Regions from separate parts of the Homo sapiens genome. Here region 2 is linked to region 1. Evidence: chromatin loops called from intact Hi-C (ENCODE). Cell type or tissue: heart left ventricle. All regions are shown on one strand. Links, peaks and the distances in the headings refer to the core of each region. The heading gives the core; the rest is flanking DNA. Region 1 holds the start of TAB2-AS1 (TAB2 antisense RNA 1). Region 2 has its middle 57 kb from the start of UST-AS2.

Region 1 (8,000 bases), core at 1-8,000:
AAAAAAAAAAAAAAAAAAGAGGGCAGAGTTCTGTGTGCATCTTCTAAGGCTGAGCATGGGAGTCCTTGAAAGGGGACGTTGTGGTTGGTGGCCTATGGTAGATTGAGTCATTAGCATTAATGCTTATCCATCCCTATACCGATCCTGTCTTTATTTAAAAACTTTGGTATTTTGCTCATCCCAAATGTTCTGCATTAACTTTGGTTTTTAAAAATATTTTATATTAATTATTTATCTTGATTAAATATCTTGACGCCCCTTAAACTTTTCACTGAAGACAAGTATTTGCTCGTCTCACCCTAGTCTTAGTACTGCTCACACCCTTTGCCATGTGATGTTGGAGTTCCTCCACTCACCAGACAGAATATATTTCTCCTCCTTTTGACTTTGAGGTTAGTCATGTGACTGGTGTTGGCCAATAAAATGAGAAAGGATGGTGTGTCACTTCCACTTGCCCTATTTCTCTTCCACTCTTACCATGAGAAGAACTTGCCTTTGGTCCCACGAGGAGAAGCTATATGGAGCAGAGAAGGAGATTTACAGGGAGCAGAGGCAGCCCAGCCAAGCTCTATCAGGTGCACCCAGCCTAGACCAGCCAAGACACAGAGACCTGAGCTAAATCAGTACTTACTGTTGGGATTTTCTCATTGTTTGTTTCACAGAAATGGATTACACACACCAACATACCAACAAACCAACAACAATTATTTCAGCCTGGCTGGTTCGTGTAAGTTAATCCTGGTAATCCTGTTCCCTTTCCCCTTGTCAGTACTTGGCTGAGGAAGGGAGATGTCTAGGCCCATTGGGGCCAATGAAACATAAAAGAGATTTGCTGGAGTCTTCAGGATAAATTATTTCTTTCTTTTATGTGATATGCCAAGATATACTCTCTAATTCCCTTTCTTTCTTCTTTGTGAATAAGAAAGAATGTAGTTTTGGCCAGGCGCTGTGGCTCACGCCTGTAATCCCAGCACTTTGGGAGACCAAGACGGGCGGATCACTTGAGGTCAGGAGTTTGAGACCAGCCTGGCCAACACAGTGAAACCCCATCTCTGCTAGAAACCACACAACCATCAAAAATTAGCCGGGCGTGGTGGCACAAGCCTGTAATCCCAGCTACTCGTAGAAGAATCACTTGAACCTGGGAGGTGGAGGTTGCAGTGAGCCAAGATCGCACCACTGCACTCCAGCCTGGGTGACAGAGCAAGACTGTCTCAAAAAAAAAAAAAAAAAAAAAGAAAGCCAGGCATGATGGCTCACGCTTGTAATCCTAGCACTTTGGGAGGCTGAGAGGGGCGGATCGCAAAGTCAAGAGATCGAGCCCATCCTGGCTAACATGGTGAAACCCCGTCTCTGCTAAAAATACAAAAATTAGCTGGGCTTGGTGGAGCACGCCTGTAATCCTAGCCACTCAGGAGGCTGAGGCAGGAGAATTGCTTGAACCTAGGAGGCAGAGGTTGCAGTGAGCCAAGATTGCACCACTGCCTTCCAGCCTGGGTGACAGAGAGAGACTCCATCTCGAAAGAAAGAAAGAAAGAAAGAGAAAGAAAGAAAGAAAAAGAAAGAAAGAAAGAAAGAAAGAAAGAAAGAAAGAAAGAAAGAAAGAAAGAAAGAAAGAAAGAAAAGAAAGAAAGAGAGAAAGAAAGAGGGAGAGAGGGAGGAAGGAAGGAAGGAAGGAAGGAAGGAAGGAAGGAAGGAAGGAAGGAAGGAAGGACAGGGAAGGGAAGGGAAAGGAAAGGAAAGGAAAGAAAAGGAAAGGAAAGGAAAAAGAAAAACAAAGCATGCAGTTCTGATGACCAAATACGCTCCCCCAAAGACCTCCAGGGGAATGAGCCTGAGAACAAAGTCATCTATGGAGGAGTACAGAGCTGTGGCAATCACAGGAGAGTAAGGCAGAAGGCTTGGTAGAACCATGTGAAGCCTGACCAGCCACTGGGTTTTCATGCATGTGATTTGGTGCATGTCTTTATGGTTTAAGCCAGTTTGAGTTAGCCTTCTGTTTCTTGCCACCGAAAGCACTCTCTAGCTGATTCAGGTCATATGACGACTGTTTCTGAACTCACTTCAGTACTCTCTCTCCACATTATTCCAACTTTAACAGGCAACTACTTGTGATCTGAAAGAGTGTTCAGGCATAAGGCTCATGGTCATGATTGACAGTTCCACAGTCCTTCCCTCACAGGGAGCTTCACATGGCTTTCTGCCTGCATTCCAGATGGTGTCTCTTCCTCCCTCAATGTGACCATAATTATACATGTCACTTCTCACTTTTCCCCATGATATCTCTACTTTAAACTGGACGAGAAAGAGAATAATGAAATCAGTTGAGGTATTTTCATATGATGGAACATCATAAATCCATTAAAAATAATTTATATATTAATTCAGCAAAGGTCTACTCGGCACTTACTGTGTTCCAGGGACTGTACTATAGAAAAATGCCTGATGATATGGAAAATGTTAAATGTAGGCTACACAAAATTTTAGCTATAAAATGTAACTACCGTATCTAATTTAGATGATACTTAGATGAGACTTTGGACTTTAGACCTTAAAGTTGTTGCTGGAATAAGTCAAGACTTTTGAGGTTGTTGGGATGGAATAAATGTATTTTGCATGGAAGAAGGACATGAATTTTGGGGGACCTGGGGCAAAACGTTATGGACTAATTGTTGATATCCCTTAAAATCCATGTTGAAGCCCTAACCCCCAATGTAATGGTATTTGGAGGTGGAGCCTTTGGAAGGTAATTACGTTTAGATGAGGTCATGAGGGCAGGACCCTGTGATGGGACTGGTCCCGTTAGAAGAGGGAGAGACACCAGAGCTCATTCTCTCCATCAGGAGAGGACATAGCAAGAAGTCTGCAAGCCAGGAAGAGGCCCTCACCAGGAGATGAATCTGCCTGCATCTTGATCTTGAACCTCCCAGCCTCCAGAACTGTGAGAAATAAATGTTTGTTGATTAAGGAAACAAATAAAACATAATTACAATACAATCAAATATATGAAAAAGGAGTGTGTATGTGTGTTTCTGCGTGTGTATACCTACAAAGAAAATAAGACTAAAAAACTATTCTAAAAATATTCATAAGAGTTATCTCTGAATTTTGGCAGAATGTGCAATTTGCTGCTTCTTTGTATTTTTCCAGATTTATCATATCTTCTATAATTAACATGTTACTTCTGTAAATAGGAAAAATATGCAACAAAAGAAATTATGCTAGTGTCTTTGATAAATCTAATAAATCTGGAAGTGTTTGTATTCTAGATTGATTAGCTATTATAATTATGTGATTTCTTTCTTCTTTCAATGGGCCTTGATGTTTAACATATATTTACACAAAATTGCTATGTATATGAGCTAGAGAGGAGTATTTTTAAGTAATCAAGAAGTCATATTTACATTTAGAATTGCCTCTCTTTTCATGCCAGATGTAAAATTTGGAAAGAGAAAGAAGAACCAGGCAGTCGTTGCAGACCATATATACAACTGAGTCCTCCTCAAAAACCTCTCAGTATACTTCCAAGAGGGCAGGAAAAAGGAGAAAAAGAGAGAGCATGTCATGAGACCCAGTTCTCTGGGGGCTCAAGAATGAGTTAAACTAACTCCTTCCACCCTGCTAGCAGGGAAGAGTTGATTGTACCTTCAAGCCTCTGATCAACCAGTATGTGAAAACCCACATACTGAGACACTTCCAGAAAAGAACTGGTTACTATTAAAAAGAAGGAAAGTTAATTTTAAAAAAAGGAAGTGAAAAGGAAGAGGAAACATTTTACAGTTTTCATTGCAAAATGACAATACAATAATTCATCTTAAAATATTATATAATAACTTCATCTCAAAACAATAACACAGTAATTCTGTTGTACTACTAGAGGGCATTGGAGTAAAGGAAATATATTAGAATTGTATGGGTGGAATGTATACTTGCATATAGAATTTAATATTTATAAACTATATAAATTCAGAATTATAAACTATATTAATTTTGCTTCCTCTTTGATAAAACTCTTTCATACACATCATTGCATTAGATTCTCACAACCTCCTTTATGTGGTACTTAACACAAATGTTCTCCCCTTTCTTTATATGAAGAAGAGACCCATGGAGGCAGGGTAGTATTCAAGCCCAAGTCTTATGTGGTCAGGGGAAAACTCGAATATATTATTCATGCTGATGAGATACAGAAATATCTCATTTGCCTTCTTTTTAATATGTTTATTGCACTAGAAAAATTGATTACGCTGGATAAAATTTTCCACACATGGAAAAGCACCCAGTACAGTTCCTGCATTTGGTGGATGTTCCCAAAATATAAGATGACTGACATGTACTTGATCTTAATAAGGAACAGACTTCTTTAGAAAATTACAGCCTTTATATTAGAGTTTTCATTACTCTTTGCTTTGCTCAAAACTCGCCTACATGCTACTGAAGGATTTCATCCCAGGGGATAAAAAACTTTGTCTCAAATATCAGAGGACTTGAGGTCAAAAGCTCCTAAAGGTAGCAATTTATCTCTTTCTTTATAATTAAGTCAGTTTAAATTAATTTGGACCATAGTTCTAAAGAAAACCAATCTGATCCCAAACATTTCACGTGTAAAATGAAAAAGAATAAAGCTAGAAACCACACAACCATCTAAAATTTTTCCTGCTAAGAAAATTGCCACAGTCAGAGTGGTTGGTTAGCTGCTGAAAAACAAGCTGGGTTGCGCTTAGTGAAGATTGAATCTTCCTTTCAACAGACATTGTCTCTGGCTGTGAGGTTCACATCTTACAACACCCAGTAAGCACGTCCACGGAAAGTAAAAAGTTCAATAAATCATTCAGATGGTTTCAAATACTCAAAATACATGCACTCAGGAGGATCCACTGTCTTGGCAGCTGTGTGAATTTTTCACATTTCTACCTGATAAAGTTCTTGGGGAAAAGTTTCCTCTTCTCTGGGAACCTGGGAACATGGTATTCTGCACCCACCTGTGTGTGGAATAGGCATAAATTTGTCTGCCAGATGGGGAAAAACCTTCTAGAAACTAAGATCCATGTTTCTTTAAAATGACTCTGCTTTTTCCCCACTGAGACCCTCAGTGTATGGACCGAATGCAGCTGAAGTAGGGTGGCCTGCCAGGCTTTCAGGGAGCTTCCAGACTGGGCAAGTCAGGGTGGCCCATGAACCCCTGGCCTCAGAATCTTGTCAGTGATGTCAATAATTAGAATTATGCCAATAATAATGTCAGTAATGCTAATAATAATAGTGCTTGTCAATAATGCAGATCCTTGGGGCTCATCTCAGACCTTCCCAATCAGAATCTCTGGGGGCAGAGTCTTGGAGTCTGCATTTTAACAAGCTCCCCTGATAACTCCCCTAAAATCTGGGCAGCACTGATCTCATAGCTCCTGGGGGAGCAAGACAAGCACAAGCGAGGGCAAGTGAATGCAACTCTAAGAAAGAGCACTGGCTCCATCCAAGCGGACAGATCAACGACGGGTACACAGACTGGTCAGGAAAAAAATGCTAGACAGAGAGAAGTTCAAACAGTGGGGAGTGACGAAGAAGCAAGCTTTTGCCCACATGAGAGAAAGTGTAGCTCCCCATCCAGTCCACGCTACTATAGCAACTAGGGAAGTTGAGATAGCAGAGGGAGAACTGCAGCAGCTGTGTTTGTGGCTAGGCCCGCTGGTCTGGATGCGGCCTGGGATTTGCCCCTTCTCCAGCTAGAGAGTCTGGGGATCCCACAGGAGCAGTAAGGCCACACAGCGGTGTTGTGCACATGAACCGAAGGCAGTGAGTCTCTACTCTAGTGGTGAGCCCATTAGTGTTTAACAATGGGCTCTCCAGGGGAAAATAAAACCCTGACTTACAGCATTTGCCGCTTTCTATGGTGTAAATACTCCCACCATGGCTAATTTCAAGTCATTCAGTGATGTCACTGAACATGAACTTAGGAAAATATAGACACACAATGGCTCTCACATGCCAGAGTGAGCCCCCTCCAGTGCATGACTGCCTACACACACACACACACACACACACACACACACACACACTTCTCACATAAATACACTTTTACTTTTGTATGATTCTGTCCTATACCTAAGGGAAGAAGACTGTTCCTCCTGTCCAGTAACTGAACATACAACTATTCTTTGCTGATCATGCATTTGCTCAGAAGCATCCATTTTTATACAAAAGATAATTTTTCCCTGAGTTAAGTAAAAAGTTTTGCATTGAGAAAATGTTAATCACTGTTAACCTATCTCTTTTCAGTCTGATAAAGAAATTACCATATGCCTATATAGTATATCAGCAGATTAGTTTCTCTCCCTTCCCAAAAGACATTCACATCCTAATCACCAGAACGTGTGAATACATCATGTGACATGGCAAAGGGAAATTAAGGTTGAAGGTGGAAGCAAGCTACTGATCAGCTGACTTTAAAGTAGGGAGATTATTCTGGATGATTCTGGACCAGTGTTAGCACAGAGGTTCAGCAGGGTTGGTGTCAGAGTTATGGGATGTGAATAAGGTTCTACAACCCACTGCTGGCTTTGAAAATGGAGGAAAGGGCCACAAACCAAAGAATGAGGGTCACCTCTAGACGCTAGAAAGGGCAAGAAAACACTCTCTCCCAGGGCCTCCAGAAAGGAACACAATGCTGTCAACCCCTTGATTTTAGCTCAGTGAGAGCCACTTTAGACTTCTGACTTCCAGAACTGTGGGATAATAAACTGGTGTTGTTCTAAGACACTAAGTTTGTGGTCATTTTCGACAGTAACAATAGGAAACTAATGGAGGATGTTTTTCAGGGAAGTGGCAAAACAAAGCAAGAAAAATATATAACTAGAAAGCCATAAATGGCCCTAGAAATGCTGACCACATCTGTTCACAGTGCAGACATAGAAAGGCTGCCTATAGCACGCTCCCTCTACACACACACACACACACACACACACACACACACACACATACACACAATCTGGGAGAGGGCTCTGCAAAGCCTAGGGAAGCAGTTTGAGTCTCACTGAGAAACATATAGATGTTAGGGGGCTTATATCTGTCACTTTGTCCCAACTCTTCTGTCAGAATGTTCCATCTCCACATCACCTAATTTAAATACATTGAAACAAGATCCTCACTGTGAAATTAATACCTGCACCATTGGTCAGAACTGGCATTTAGCATTGCCCAACCTGGACAAAGGCAGGATATTCAGGAATCTCCAGAAGAATTAGACATCCTGTCTTATAGATGCTTATTCATAAAAGAGTGGGGAGAGCCTGAAGGTGTAAAATGTGTTATTTGCCACCTTTAAAACTTCTCCATGGTGCTGAGAGGTCCATCAGTCAAACTGCCACATTTTACAGATGAGGAATAAGAGACATGATACAAGTGGCCCAAAGCCACCCCTTCCACTCATCAGTGTCAGAGCCGGGACATAGCCTGGCCCCTCCCCTTGGTTCCTCCACTGTAGCCCATGACAGGGATTCTGTGAAAGAAGAAGTAAGACTTCATTCTATAGTCAAGAGTCAAATAGATGCTGACCATTTAAAAAAATACATGTGAGTAATATAAGACTACCAGCCCCCTTTCCCCTGACTTTTGCCTCATTATCTGCCCTCTTTCTCAATCATCCCCAAGAGGAAGTACCAAGATGGCTTTCAAATGTGAGCATTGGCCAGGCCACGCTTGTTCTGGGAAGGGATAGTTGGATTTTAAAATATCACACATGGCCACTGTTCATTATCTTTCATTTCCATGTAAAGGGAGAGGTAAACCGGCTCAGGCACCACCTCATCAGGACAGCCCCTGGCATCACTCTCCTTTGCCTGACAATTCCAGTCATGGTGCAGGTAGCTGGCCAGGTGACCGTAACATCCAAGAAGTGGGTTTGGAACGGGAGGAGAGAGGTTGAGCTGAAAGCCTGACCCACCGCGTGCTCCAGCGCAGCCTTCTCAGGGTTCGGCTTTGGAGTGGGGAGTGCGGTACAAGGCCTT
Region 2 (9,807 bases), core at 910-8,909, 170 kb before region 1:
GTACTCACTCTCGCTCTGCTGATGATGGGAGTAAAATTGATACATTTCTGAAAAGTAATTTGGTAATTCAGATAAAAACCTACAATAAACACTGAGATTCTAACTATTTTGAAAGCCCTACCCCGAATACTTATTTCGTAGCTATAGCATCAAATCCAAAATCTAGAATCATCTAAAGATATTAGTCATGTAATATCAAATTACTCAAAGTCGTAGTCTAAAATGCTTTGATAACAATATCTCTCAACCTTCAAGAAACGTGAACATAGCTTTTACTTGAATTAGAATATGTAGGTTATAGTACATTGCCTAAAGAAAAAAATTTAGTCTAAATTTAGTCTAAATGAGACTAAAAAAAAATTTAATCTCATTATCTTATAGTCACTCTAGATGTAAACCTCAAAACTCTTTCCTTCTGATTGTGCCACCATAACCAGCCTCCAAAGGTGGAAATGATTTCATCATCACCAGCTTAGCACACTATCCTGGACAGGCCATTTCTAAGCCCATTAGAAACATACACTTGCCAAAGGCAGATATAATTTTCCACACTTTCATAGTGGATACAGGTAGGACCAGATTTGAAGTTGGAGCTTTTCGCTTAGGTGGGTTATATTTTAATTAAGAAGGTCATTATGAAATTCCACTAGGTCAAATGTTTCTAGAATATTGTCCCAGTATCTCTTGCTAATTTCATTATAGTTAAACATTTGTTGAAATAGAATTGGTTGTGAAGAGCACAAACCCATGTGAGAGTAATTATTCTTGTAGAGAATCTCTACAGATTTGCTGAGATTTTCTCTTTAGCAGAGCTCAGATATCTTCAGTTTGCCAAGTTAATGCAGAGATTCTTTTCCAGCTCATTAAGTTAGAAAAGATATTTCTCTTTTATACCCATGTAAATGTGTTATCTGAAGCATCACATTCATAAATGAGAGAATAGACTTGTAATTTAAATGGTCATAACCTAGGGTTTAAACAATCCCCTATTGTCTGTTTCTGCATAGAGCCAAGAAGACAAGTTTTGCCTCCTTAACAGACAAGATGATTTCAGGATCTGAACCAAAATTTTCAATTTGTCTGGTTTTTTTTTTTCCCCCTCCCTCTGTCCTGCACAGGGCCAGGCACACAAAGCCAATCACTTTTTGTGTCAAGTAATATTGGTGATTTTCTGTACTCCATAATTGGGGTTATAAATATAATCCAAGTTATATTATATGACTACTTATACTTTTGTTAATTGTATGTACTTGTTGGTTTCGGGTGCCAGAAATAATCCAACTCTAACAAGTTCAGACAAAAAGAAAATCTACTGGAAGAGCAGAAGGGTATCTATAAAATCAGAAAAAGAATTGAAAAAGCAAAAATGCAAGCAGGACAAGGGTGCAATCGGGCTCAAGGGCAACTGGAACCAGGGACTGAAATGCTACCTGGTGTTTCTCCCTCTCTCTCCCACCCTTCTCTCTTTTTCTCTTTTCCAGACCAGCAGAAAATGTGCCCCCTTTCCCTTACCAAAAAATAAAAAGCTTCCAAACCTCACTCTCACAGCTTCTGTCACCACAGAGGAGCTGGCTTCTTGCTAGTTACAGTTCAGAAAAGTCTTGGGGAAAGACAATGATTGGTTTAGCTAGTCAGGGCCCCCCATCCTTGAACCAATCAGAAGGCCAGGAGGAATGTTCCCATGGTATAAATCACTAGATCTCAGAGACTGGTAAATACAGTAGTCCTCGTGGATAAGGAAGATATGTTCCAAGACCCCCAGTCGTTGCCTGGACTCAAGAATAGTACCAAACCGTGTATATGCTTATGTGTTTTTCTATACATACATACCTATGAAAAAAGTTTAATTTTTATTAATAAATTAGGCACTATCAGAGATTAACAATAACTCATAATAAAATGGAACACTTATAACAAAATACTGTAATAAAAGTAAGTGAATGTGCTTCCCCCTCCCCCAACCCACTACCACCCACCCCCAGGCCAAATAACTTAATATTTTTGGACCGAGGTTAACTGAGGGTAACTTAAACTTCAATAAGTGAAACAGAGAATACGGGAGACTACTGTGAACAAAGCCGCCACCCAAAAGAGGTTCCACTACAGGGTCTTTTTAGATTTGCTGTCTGTCGCCCAGGCTGGAGTGCAGTGGCGCCATCTTGGCTCACTGCAACCTCTGCCTCCCAGGTTCAAGTGATTCTCCTGCCTCAGACTCCTGAGTAGCTGGGATTACAGGCACACACCACCATGCCCAGCTAATTTTTGTATTTTAAATAGAGATGGAGTTTCACCATGTTGGCCAGGCTGGTCTCGAACTCCTGACCTCATGATCTGCCCGCCTCGGCCTCCCAAAATGCTGGGATTACAGGCATGAGCCACCACGCCCAGCCTAGATTTGCTTTTGAAAGCTCTGCCCAGTATTTCTATAGCCTGTCACAAGGCACAGCGACACTTGTTAACAATAAAATAGTGAAAAAATTTTCAAACAAGACTTAGAGAAGAAAATTAAGATCACCCACAATCTCATCACCCAAATATAAGCACTATTTACATTTTAGTGCATATCCTTCCAGTCTGTTCCATGTGCGTATATCCTTTTCTATACATATAATATCATTGAGATCATGTTAAATATAAAACTCTACATACCACCATTCACTTAATATGTAAAAAGAATACTCAATAACATTTTATACTTATAAATCTCTATATCAGGGAAGCTGTGACATCAGAATATCTGTGAACTTCTTGAATTTGTGTAGAGAATCATAAAGGTATAAGCATATTGGTATGTACTTCTTTTGGGAAGGGGGTCCATATTTTCATCAGATTCTCAAAATGGTCTGTTACCAAAGAAAAAGGTTAAACACTACAGCATTTAAGTTTTCAAAGCACTTTCACATAAATTACAATACATTCACAGCTGCTACATATTTAATATTTTACTTTTAACTGATCTCAGGTGACATTTAAAGGTTCATTGACACAAGGCAAACCGTACCTTGCAAATACATGCACTTGAACCACAAATGCTCAAGCCAGACCCTTAGCTTGTGGGTGAGCCGTCCCGTTCCCCAGCCTCCCATCACAGGAAAGCTCCCTTAACCTCACATCATGCCTCACTCTTGTGAAATGGTTAAAACAGCTTACAAAGGCGTGGATAGAGCTGACCCAACCAGTTTAGCCCAGAGCTGTTCCACTGCCTCAATCACTAGGGCTCCTGGACAGAGCTTGATTTTAGGGCAAGACTATTCAGATCATTTAAACCCAAAATTGGATCTCTCAGGCAAATTATTGATTCACCTATATAAATTAAACTAAGTCAGCTATTATTCGAGTCTCGCTTCCATAATGAATTGTACACAACTTCAGTGGACTCCACCCTTCAGAGCCCTCCTTGAGTCTGTTCTGGTTACATTTATTTAACGGTGACAAAGTTTCCTTTCCACTTTGTGCAGCATAGCTCTCTTCTCTCCACTTCACAGAAGTCACGTTCTCTGTCCCTCGGCACACGCTTGTATCTTAATCTTTATTTTTCCAACTCAGTTGTGGAATTCCACCAGGAAAACCCTTTCTTGCTCAAGAAGAACTGCGGGTACAATTTCAGCTCACCTTGGGTCTGTGTTGCCCCAGGGAGCCCAGGCTGAGGGTGAACAAGCTGCAGCTGCCACTTGAACAGCGCTTTCTCAGGTCTTGAGCCGCTTTGCGTCATCTCTGTTGCTTCAGTGCCTCCAGAAGCCCCTTGGTGCTCCCCCCAAGGGTAGCGCTCACCACGCTACATTGTAAATGCTCATTTAACCATTGTCTCACCCCCCAGACCACACCCTCTGTGAGGGCAACACCTTGTCTTGTTCACTGCAGTGTCCACGGCACTTAAATGCAGCACTCAGAATGAAGGAGTGAACAAATGAGCCAATGGGTGAGTGGCTGAATGAATGCAGTGAACTAATTCTTTTTCACTGAGCAAAGGAAGGCGGAGAACTTGGAGTGAGAAACAGGAGGGCAGAGTAAACAGGAGAGATAGAGAAAGAAAGTGACAGAGACTTGCCACCTCTGGGAAACCAACACTAGTGGCCCAACATGACCAGAATCCCCCTGGTCAGCTTCTAAGGAACGCTCTATGGGTGTTTTATGTAAACATTTCACATGGCTCACGCCTGTAATCCCAGCACTTTGGGAGACCAAGGCGAGAGGATCACCTGAGGTCAAGAGTTCGAGACCAGCCTGGCCAACGTGGTGAAACCTCATCTCTACTAAAAAATACAAAAATAATTAGCTGAGTGTGGTGGTGTGCCCCTGTAGTCCCAGCTACTCTGGGAGGCTGAGGCAGGAGAATCACTTAACCCAGTAGGCGGAGGTTGCAGTGAGCCGAGATCGCGCCATTGCACTCCAGCCTGGGCGACAGAGGGCGACTCCGTCTCAAAAAAACATTTAAAAAATCTAAAAAATAATAATAAGTGAAGAGGGAAAATCATTCAATATAAGAATCCCCCTCTAAAGGAGCCAAGCAGGTAGGTCTAATAATTCAGACTGTTCCTCTGCTCCATGGTGTGTGGAATGATTTACTGCATCCATAAAGGAAATTGCAGGACTTAGAGCTGAGAGACACTCCGGAGGCCCTGAAACTGGTATGGCGCAGACACAGAGCTGTGTCTGAAGATGTGGCTCCCGGGACTGGAGGGTCTGCAGCTGCCCTGAGCCCACAGGTGACGGTGTTCAAAAGAGGAGCGGCATCAGCAGTGGCTCTGTCCCACGGCTGATTAACGCAACGGAATGTACAGTCAGCAAGGGGGTGCTGCCTGTCAGGCTGTGGACTTACTGTCTGTCCCAGACTGGCTTTGTTCAAGTTTAAGGGCATTGTAATATTTAATATGGCCTGTAGCAATTTCATACCATTTGTAAAAATCATGAGACTATTTAATATAGAAAAAATATGTTCAAGCTTCCACCTAGAAAAATAACTGTGTATAGAACAGAATAAAAATGAGTTCAGAAGAATATTAGCTGATTAACACATTCTATTGAGTTAAGAAACTAGAACCCAGATATACGGGCACAACCAGGAAGGAAAGTGGGAATCTTAAAGGAAGAAGAAGCTTCAGATTAGAGAAGAGATGACCTTTGACTAAGAAGTCCCTAGTAGTCGTACTTAAAGCTTATCACCAAACTCGAACCAATTGTACAGTGTCAGTTAGTAAATCCTAAATCGAATGATCAGCATGTTACCTAGGACACGGCTGCGGCCCTGCGTTCCAGTCGCTATGCTATTCTTTCGCTGTGATGAGTTACTCTGTGTAAAGCAGGGGTCCCAGACTTTTGATTTATGAACCAAGAAAAAAAAATTAATAGAAACATGGAACCAAAATAGGACTGTCAGCTTCCTTTCCCCATTGGTCAAGTAAAAATATGAAGCAAAAAAAGGAAGAGGAGAGAAGGGAATTACTATCTACCGTCACCATGATTTGGGGCAAAGAATAGACATTTTCACATTAAAAAACTAAGACCATAATCTCCAAATTTAAAAAGATGTGATTTTGTATTTAAGAAAACAGTCATTCATTGTTCTTTTCTCACAGGCAGGCTTTGGGGAACCAGGGGATGGAAGAGTGGAGAAGAATACGGGCTTTGTAGTAACACAGTTCAAATATCAATCCTGCCACCTATTAACGAGGGCAGGTAACTTCAGGTTCCTGAGACCTAGGATCTGTCTTCTGTGAAAGAGGCATATGTACTTCACAGGTAATTGTGAGAAGGAACTGAGACAGATACATTAAGGCATAATAAATGCTAGCACTTTCTTCTGGTGAGGATTTTTGGCCGTCAAGACTAGATGTGTGGTGTTTGGAGACATGGGGAGAGAGAAGGCCTCACTCTCAGTACCCTGCTCCCCAGTGTGAAGGCTCACCTCTTTTGAATCACAAACTCTGCTCAGGCCTGGGTTTTGTGGAGTCTTGTCCTCTTCCTCCCTGTTAGAGAGTCTAATTTAAACCTGATCTCACCTGGCTAAAGAAGATACCTGAAGAGGAGAGTTAAGGGGGAGAGGGGCCCTCTGCATCCTCCCATCCTCAGTTCTCCTTGGCCTGGCCAGGAACTGCTAGGACACCCATCATTTTGATTTAGAATAAAACTGATTTGCCTGTCGGCTATCAAGACAGATGGAGTAAGGTTTGCCAAAAAACAGAGAATTTGGCCGTGGCTATTTCTTATATAGACCTTTCCAGCTGCAAGATTGATATCAGAGTGTAACATGCGGCTGCAAATGTAAAGAGAGTTAGGTTTGATCACAGCCCTCCCTGTTTCCCTCCTGCAGGCAAATGACAGGCAGGTTTTTAAGGAAAAAGCTAAGGCTCTGGGTTTGAGAGTCGGACATTAAGTTAGGGACAAAATGATTTAACCTCCTCCTTGGGATATGCTGAGATACTATTCCAAATATTAATTTGCTCAGAATTCAAATTGAACTCTGCAGCTACCTCATCTGAGAGGAAAATAGAGCTCTGAGAACAAAGGCTTTTCCCAGCATCTCCTTAGGAAAACCCCCTGGACTGTCTGTCAGGAGACCCGGGCTCGAAACCATGGCTTTATTGTTCATCTTTTATGCCTCAGTTTCCCAATAGGAATATATGACTAATACTAGTGTTTTCTTTTGACAAGACTATGGTAAAGAAAGACCAAAGAAAACTATACATTTGAGAAAGTTCATAGCACTAATACAATAAGCTGTAATTTTGATTATGGTCATGTTTATGGAATTTTCAGCTTCATTCTTTCTTTTAAGGCTTAAAGTTTAAAATAAAAACACTTTAAATAAAATTTCAGGTGCAACGGCTCACATCAGTGGTCCCAGCTACTTGGGAGGCTGAGGTGGGAGGAGAGCTTGAGCCCAGGAGTTCAGGACCACCCTGAGCAACATAGAGAGACCCCATCTCAAAAAAAATAGTAAAATAAAATAAAATAAATATTGTTCAGGCCTTCAAGACCTCACTGAGAACTTAGCTTTCAGCCATGGCTTACTCAGAAGCCATCAAGGGGCTCTGGCCCCTTGGAGAGCCAGGCCACATGGGCTTCTGCCCCACCACGAATTCCAGTTCCGTAGCCTGAGGAACCTCAAGATGCATCTTAGGGTTCTTGTGTTTTCTAGAGAGCTTTATCTTTTTGTGGCCTCTACGCCCTTTGGTTCCTGCTTCTTTGGATTCAAGGTTTGGGGGAGGGCAAGTAGGGAATAGAGAATAAACAAAGACAGGCAATGCATGTTCGCTCACGCCTGTAATCTCAGCACATTGGGAGGCCAAGGCAGGCAGATCATTTGAGGTCAGGAGTTCAAGATCAGCCTGGCCAACATGGCAAAACCCCATCTCTACTAAATATACAAAAGTTAGCCAGGTGTGGTAGCGGGTGCCTGTAATCCCAGCTACTCGGGAGGCTGAGGCAGGGAGAATTGCTTGAACCTGCGAGGCGGAGGTTGCAGTGAGCCGAGATCATGCCACTGCACTCTAGCCTGGGCAACAGAGGAAGACTGTCTCAAAAAAAAGATAATAAACAAAGACAGGCTTTACAGCACATAAAACAAGCCTTCACTTGGATGGTTGGCCCCTCACCTGCCTGGCCCTTTTTCTCTTTCCTTTCTTCTCACCCTCTTCATTCATCTGCCCTCTTCTTCAGGTGTGAAACCCTCCAGTTCCCCAATGTATACTGAAGAGCATGTTTCCTTTCCTGATATCTTGCTGCTGGCTGGCATCCAAAGGTGTTGCCCATCCAAGCAGGTTTTTAAAGGAATTTTTTCAGACAAAGGAAGATCCTTCCTCAGGAGGAGTTTAGATGCCAGCTGTTAAGAGCCGTTGGGTAAAACAGTGCTGTCACCAACTGCTATGTGAATAAACCAATGCTTCTCAAAATGTGGTCCTCACACCCCAACACCAGCAGCCTCAGCATCACCTGGCCACTTACTAAAAATACAGATTTGGGCCAGGTGCAGTGGCTCACACCTGTAATCCCAGCACTTTGGGAGGCTGAGGTGGGAGGATCATGAGGCCTGGCCAATGTGGTGAAACCCCTTCTCTATTAAAAATACAAAAAATTAGCCAGGCGTGGTGGCAGGCACCTGTAATCCCAGCTACTCAGGAGTCTGAGGCAGGAGAATTGCTTAAACCCAGGAAAAGGAGGTTGCAGTGAGCCGAGACTGCACCACTGCACTCCAGCCTGGGCAACAGAGCGAGACTCCATCAAAAAAAAAAAAAAAAACAATTGGGGGACCATCAGACACTCTTGGAAGTGCAGCCCAGCAATCTGTTTTTAACAGAAGCCTCCAGGAGATTCTGATACTGGCTGAAGTGTGAGAACCACTGACCTGTCAAAGGACCAGCAGCATGTCCACCTTCCACCAGCATAGTGCCTGTGGATAGCAAAGGTTCAATAAATACTTGTTAAATAAACGAACAGGCAAACTACTGATGCCATGTGAAGAGGAAGAGGAAACAATATAAAACACAATTTCTGCTCCTGGGACTTGAAATAAGCCCAGTGAGAAAGCAATGCACAGATTTGAAGTCTTTACAGCAACAAGTCAACTTACAGATACTGAGCCTGTGTTTCTAATGATGCAGAGGAGGATACCGAGACAGTACAACTGTAATGGTGCTCAGGAGCAGAGCTGCCCTGGACACGGCTGTCAGCCCCCCAATCCCCCATCCTGTGCCCCGGGAATTCTCAGTTCCACACTCCCTCTTGAATGGTTCATGTCAGAGGATAATGAACTGCTGAATTTTATGGTTCAGACCCGAATCTGCAAGGCTCACAGGGAGAATGCAGTGTGGGCTGCAGGAGTTGTGGAACTCATGCTGAGGTTTTTTTTTGTTTGTTTTTTTTTTCAGAACAAGAAAGATCTGGATGAGCAGAGATTTATGGAATTTACTTTTCCAGTTTTGGTAGCATTCCAAAGCCTGGGGAGGAAACGTGCAGCAAGCTTTTCTTCACTGGGACTAGATTGTATTTGCCCAAAGAAGGAAGACAGATCCAATAAACCAGGCCAAGATACCTGCAGATACCCCAGGCCTAGCGTGAAACTGTGGCTGGGCTCTTGTGCTACTGCCCCTCTGCAGTAGCTCTGAAATGTGCCAGGTCTCCTCCAACCTTGATAGGAGGTTAGCCTTTCCCATCACCTTGATGCTGCTCCTGGCTTTCTCATTTCTCTCTTCTTGGGCATGACTGCCTCTCTTCCTTTGTCCATGCATTCATGGTATATTGATCATCAGCAGTAGTAAAGTCTGCCTGTGTCTTTGAGAGGTTCCTCCAGCCACAGGTCCACAGCACTGCTGGCAAAAGGCCCTCCAAGTGGTCATGACCTTGGAGTACTTGGAGTTTGGATGGAGGAGAGTGGGAGGTATGAAAAAGCCAAGTGAAACCTTGATGATTTCCCTTAAAGAAAGTAGGCTGGTGCCCAGGGGAGGGCCAAAGAAAGGAATGCTGAATTCGCTAATTCTGAAAAGAATGACTAAGCTCTAACCTACAGCACATTGCAGCCTGCAAGTGACATTTCCCGTAAAACCTCCAGCAGCTAAACCTGACACACTACGCAAATAATTTAATTAAATAAGAAAGGAAAAAAGGAAGAAAATGCCTATAGAGCTTTTCAAGAACTTGAAGTGTGACACACCCATGCAGGAGTTAAAAGTTGTCTTTCAACAGCATTATAGCTTGGTAAGCAATGGAGAACCCAACTAATCATTAATAAGTGGTTTTGTTAGAATTTTTGTTAAACTAAAGATAAATACAGTATGTTTAGCTACTGGGGTAATAACCTAAACTAGTCTG

The links. Hi-C counts contacts between places; a loop is a spot of excess contacts. Peaks named below come from ENCODE experiments on the same cell type or tissue, not always from the same donor. Only the 100,000 strongest peaks of a DNase experiment are listed, where the experiment ranks them.
Region 2: it touches region 1 in a loop (12-fold over the local background); 4 of 110 quality-filtered maps call a loop at or near these places.

What each region holds. Positions count from the first base shown.
Region 1 is chr6:149,252,402-149,260,401 of GRCh38, forward strand. TAB2-AS1 (TAB2 antisense RNA 1) reads right to left here and starts at 5,150. Exons shown (of 3, transcript NR_149096.1): 1 at 4,983-5,150. It also overlaps a transcript of TAB2 not described here. RefSeq lists a silencer at 2,098-2,298. In heart left ventricle, for the core only: no CTCF peak of the experiment used is centred there; a DNase peak (open chromatin) is centred at 7,450.
Region 2 is chr6:149,084,934-149,094,740 of GRCh38, forward strand. No RefSeq gene overlaps it. Among named protein-coding and RNA genes, the nearest start is that of UST-AS2, 57 kb to the left of the region's middle. In heart left ventricle, for the core only: no CTCF peak of the experiment used is centred there; no DNase peak of the experiment used is centred there; H3K27me3 peaks cover 1,637 bases.